Linked DNA regions of Homo sapiens: region 2 is linked to region 1. The links are chromatin loops, found by intact Hi-C in ENCODE. Cell type or tissue: mammary epithelial cell. All regions are shown on one strand. Region 1 overlaps AFF1 (ALF transcription elongation factor 1). Region 2 overlaps AFF1 (ALF transcription elongation factor 1).

The links. Hi-C counts contacts between places; a loop is a spot of excess contacts. Peaks named below come from ENCODE experiments on the same cell type or tissue, not always from the same donor. Only the 100,000 strongest peaks of a DNase experiment are listed, where the experiment ranks them.
Region 2: it touches region 1 in a loop (5-fold over the local background); 4 of 110 quality-filtered maps call a loop at or near these places.

Annotation. Positions count from the first base shown.
Region 1 is chr4:87,119,738-87,122,237 of GRCh38, forward strand. All of the region lies in intron 12 of AFF1 (ALF transcription elongation factor 1), which reads left to right. Among named protein-coding and RNA genes, the nearest start is that of KLHL8, 100 kb to the right of the region's middle. RefSeq lists an enhancer at 394-969. In mammary epithelial cell, a CTCF peak has its summit at 1,176; DNase peaks (open chromatin) are centred at 1,284 and 2,124; H3K4me3 peaks cover 1,897 bases; H3K27ac peaks cover 2,500 bases.
Region 2 is chr4:87,059,650-87,062,149 of GRCh38, forward strand. All of the region lies in intron 4 of AFF1 (ALF transcription elongation factor 1), which reads left to right. Among named protein-coding and RNA genes, the nearest start is that of AFF1, 130 kb to the left of the region's middle. In mammary epithelial cell, no CTCF peak of the experiment used is centred here; a DNase peak (open chromatin) is centred at 1,442; H3K27ac peaks cover 2,035 bases.

The sequences.
Region 1 (2,500 bases):
AGGAGGTGCATTCATTCAAATCTTTTTTACTTTTTCTAAATAATCGCTTTGCTGACCAAGACACTTCAACTTTTTTGGGAAAGACATTCCAGTGCTATCATTTATGCGTTTTGAAGAGTGAGGAAGGGAAGTTATGATGTGTAGTAGGAAAATGCAGTTTTATTGCAGGGAGTGATTGGTTCAGTCCTTCCCTTCCATCCAAGATCTGACTGTCTTTTCTTGGGTTATTGCTCCAGATCAGCACCCCTAGTTATCGTTCAAAATGAAAGCTCATCCCTTCTGATTGACTAAGGCCACTTACATCTAAATTTCTTCGTGCCTGTTAGTTACCCTGAGGAGAGCACCACAACCATATGCATGTGATAGCTTAGGCTGTTCTGAATCATGCGTTCCCTCACCAAAGAGAAAAACAAGTGGATGAATTTCCCTTTTCTGTAGCACTCACCCCAGTGAACATAACCTGTCTGCACAGCAAGTCCCTGGGCCTGATCTTGGTACAAACTTGAATTGGTGTCCCTTGTGTCTTTTTCATATTGAATCTCCTTCCGAGGCGAATCACAGGGAAGTCCCTGAATTTCCCCAAAGACTGCTTCTCCAGTTTTCTGTGTTGCATGTGCTACCAAGCTCATTTGCTTCCTTTTGGAAGAGGATAATAGAGCCTTAGAATTTAGGTGCGGAAAGAACCTTAGTGGTCCCTTGATCAGCTGCCACCTTTTATAGATGAGATCCAAAAAGGCACTAACATGGCTTGACTGCTGAGTAAAAATAGATCTGCAGCTCAGGCATGCTGCCTCCTCCCAGTCCCGTGAGCTTTCCTCTTTTTCACATGTGTTTTCTCCGTACAAGTGTCTGTTGGGAGGATTCTCAAGAGGCGCACAAGGTCGGCGTACTGGCTCTGGCGCTGCCGGTGAATAAGGTGGTTACCGCGTCAGCCCCGGCTTGGTTCCTCCACGGCCCCCACCACTGCCACTCAGTGCCCACACACATTCCTACTCCACTTTAGCTACTCCTGCAGATGCTCCCATCTTCCTTCACAGCCAAACTCCTGGTTCACTACATCTTTCCATCTGCTAGAATCTCTATGGCACCAAATAAGTGTCAGTTCTGGAAAAAGCCACCTTTTCCCTGCTTCCTACAAGTGTCTGCTTGGTGAGCTGGCTGCACGGCAGCGCAGCCTGCCGAGAGGCTTTCCCTGACGGAAACTGACTTGGCCCCTTGCAAGCCCATGTCTTCCTTTTATGGCCTTCACTCTTGCCCTGTGCTCCACTGTGGGTGGAGCAGCATCTGGCAGAGATGATCAGGGCTGCCTGACCCAACAGGTTAAGAAAAGCAAACAAGTCTGTGAGGACCAATTCGTCAGCCGGCAGCCTCCCTTTGTGGAAGGTGAGGCACCATCCTTGAGACAACTAACCTAGTAGAAAAAGAATTTCTGAAACCCAGACCTTAAGCCAGATTCCCTGAAGTGGGGATGACCTGGGGATAAACCACAGGGCAAAGGGACTCCTTTTTCCTCCTGAAGAGAGAGTATCACCTCATCTGAATGGCTTCTTGACCCAGAAAAATCTAAAGAACAGCATGCCTCCTGTTTTACGGCAGGTCTTGTTCTTGGAATTTTGGTCTGCATTTCTGCTCACCCAATATTGCATGGCTCCCATGTTAATGACCCTTTCCTACATCCATCCACTTAAAGTTGTAATGCAGTCCTGCATCCAGTGCCCTCAGCTGTGTCCCTGAGCTGTTAAGCTGAATTTCTGTGCCAACTGACAAATACCGAGTGCCTACTCTGGGGAAGCCTCTGTGGCTGTTCCAGACAGAAGATGACAAAGTTCTAAGTGCATAGTGTACAAAAAACCACTAACTTCATGCCCGCTGGCTTGATCTCAACAGTTAAGCAAAATCAGCAGAAGGGGACTTTTGCTTTATTTAGTTTGATGGCTTCCTTTCTACCAGCTTATAGAATATTATCTGCTTCTAGGTTGCTAAATATCAATATAAAGCATATTATTCCAGTAAGTGCCAATGCAGTTGTTAGATGCTGGCGCTGAAGTTAGTGCTCACTGCATTCTCTCTTGTTGGCTGTCTACTTGAGTCACCGATTGGCACAGCCAGAGCTATAACCAGTCTGTGAGGATTGATTTGCCCTGACTTGTATCTTCATGTGTGGTCTATAAGGTCTGCCAGATTGGCTTATAGTCACAACCAGCATGTCCTAAGCAAAATGAAACTATATGAACAAAAATCAGCTCTCATTTCACTGCTAGACTTTGGTGTTTTCTTTAAGAAGTAGCCTTGTTAATGCTTAGTTTTGCCTTGGGGGCCTTAATGTGTCATTAACTGCCTGGAAATACCTTTCATTTAAAAAAGTATACTTTAGTACCTAATGTTCAATTTAGTATCGATCTGGATATTTTAGCAAATTTTGACTTTTCAAAGACAAAGTTTCTGTCTTGTAATGTTTCTTGGGCCGGCTATACTGCCTTTCATCTAAAACTCACTACAG
Region 2 (2,500 bases), 60 kb before region 1:
GATGTGTCCATTTGTCTTCTTGCCTCTTACCTGTCTCTGCAGCCTTGAGTTCTGGCCCTGCTGCTGGTACTGCCTTGTTCCACTGCAGCCCCCAGACCCTTATAGATGACTTTCTGCTGTGCACCCCGCTGCCCAGGCCCGAGTTTCAGCACTTCTCCCTTGGTATCATCCTGCTGCTTTTTCTCCAGGTGGTAAACATTTTGAGGGCAGAAGTCAATTGTGTCTCATATGCTTGTTTGTCCTTTGTGTTTAGCACAGGTGAGAACTGGAGCCAAATGGGAACTTTGCTACGCTGTGCTCAGCTTGAGGATTTCTTACCCAGCTCACTCTGGTCTGGAGTCTGAAAGATAATCTCTTAAATGCTTGGCTTAACAGAGGGGTGAAGTACTGGACTGAATTTCCTATTCAGGACACTTGACTGGGAAATGGGTGCAGTGTTCAATAATGTTTTTGAGAAATCATTTCACCATTTTCTACCTAAGTATTAAGTAATTTTTGGCATTCCTACATTAAAAATAAACAGCCTAATCCATTCATTAGGAATTTTTAGTTGAGTTCCAGCCTCATAATTACTGTACTTTTCAGAATTGAGCCTGGAGATTAATCAGATTGTTTTATGTGCTATAAAAGTTGGAAGTTTTATGCATCTGTCTCATATATAGGTGCTTTCTTTTGTATTAAATAAGACACTGGATTTCCTTTAGCATGTGTGTGTGTATATATACTTCTTAAAAGTAATGCATATAATAAAACTGCTGTTAATCTAGAAAAGGATTTGCAATTTTAAATATTTTGCTATTGAAGGAATCACTTTTTTGGGAATGAGTCATCCAAATGGGTAGGGCATACACTCTTCTAGACCACAACGGTATCATTAACTGGTATCCTAGTAACTTAAGAATTATTGGGCCAGGCACGGTGGCTGACGCCTGTAATCCCAGCATTTTGGGAGGCTGAGGCGGGTGGATCACCTGAGGTCAGGAGTTCGAGACCAGCCTAACCAACAAGGTGAAACCCCATCTCTACTAAAAATACAAAAATTAGCCAGGTATGGTGGCAGGCGCCTGTACTCCCGGCTTCTGGGGAGGCTGAGACAGGAGAATTGCTTGAACCTGGGAGGCGGAGGTTGCAGTGAGCCGAGATCACGCCACTGCACTCCAGCCTGGCGAGAGTGAGACTCTGTCTCAAAAAAAAAAAAAAAAAAAAAAAAAAAAAAAACACAAAAAAACAACAACAAAAAAACGGAATTATTGACCCTGAAATTGCCTGACTGGCAACCTGGGCTTAATTTTCTAGTAGATTAATGGTCTTGCACTAAAGGATAAAACCGGTACCGAGGTCTTTTATCTCCCTTATATTCGCTCAGGATTCTAGTGAACTAGTTGCTAAGACAAGGGAAAACACTGGTCTGTTGTTCTGAACCTAATTGAGTCTTTTATTATGTTATGACTCACCTGTAGTTCAGATTTATTTCATTCAAGTCATGTAAAATAACTACACTGTGGTTTGTTTTGCTTACTTGGTTCGTGTTTCTAGTGATCTGTCAGGCTGAGTATGCCCATCCGCTAAAGTATGCCCATGGCTTTGGCAGGAGCTTGTGCAGCAGAGAGGAGACCACAGCAGTAAAGGGAAGAGGCTGCCTCATTCCATGGCCCCTCCAGGCTGAGGACCTATTCAGAATCTCTGTATGGAAACTGAAGATATCCATAGTACCTTAAACTGGGCCATGTTTAGCACAACAGGAGATTCTTCTCTTAAAAATGAATGCATCTCTCAATCTCTTACTCCCTTGTTCTCCCACTTGTGAGAGAAGGAAGCATTAAAACCAACACTGGGGCGTGGCTGCCCACAGAGCGTCAGAGACTGTTATATTAATTTAGTTGCCAACATCTAAAAATTAGTACCTTCACATTGAAATCTGGATTTTATTTTTTGTGTTAAAAATGGGAAGAATTGGCAACATACAGTCTTACAGCGCAATCCTGTTAGGCAGGGTGCATGTGCTGTCTTGTCCCAGACCTAACTAGGCCCTTGATATCACCTGCTTGATCCCTGTAACTGTTAATGTTCTCTCCGTCAATTCAAGCATTTCTTTATCTGTATGATTATTCCTCACTTTGAGCAGACCCAAGACATGAGAATCCAGACATGCAAAAGACCTATCTTTTCAGTAAGGTAATGTCATCATGAAATGTCCTTAAAAAAATGTGATTGATTTCTCAAACTTTTGAAAGGAATTAGGTAAAGTAGAATAAACTTTGCTTTTTTTGACCCTCTATCCAAACATAGAGATGTTTTCCTACAAGTCTTTAAATGTATGATTCAGGCATTCATTCATTCATTCATACGGAAAACAAAATACTAACAAGGTTAGTCTAATTAACTTTTTTCTTTTTAGACGGCTGTTCCCAAAACTGTGGAACATGGATTCTTATCCTCCTTGTTTTAGTTTTCCTGTATGAGTGATGAGAAAATGGATAATTATCTTAGTCTAGTGATG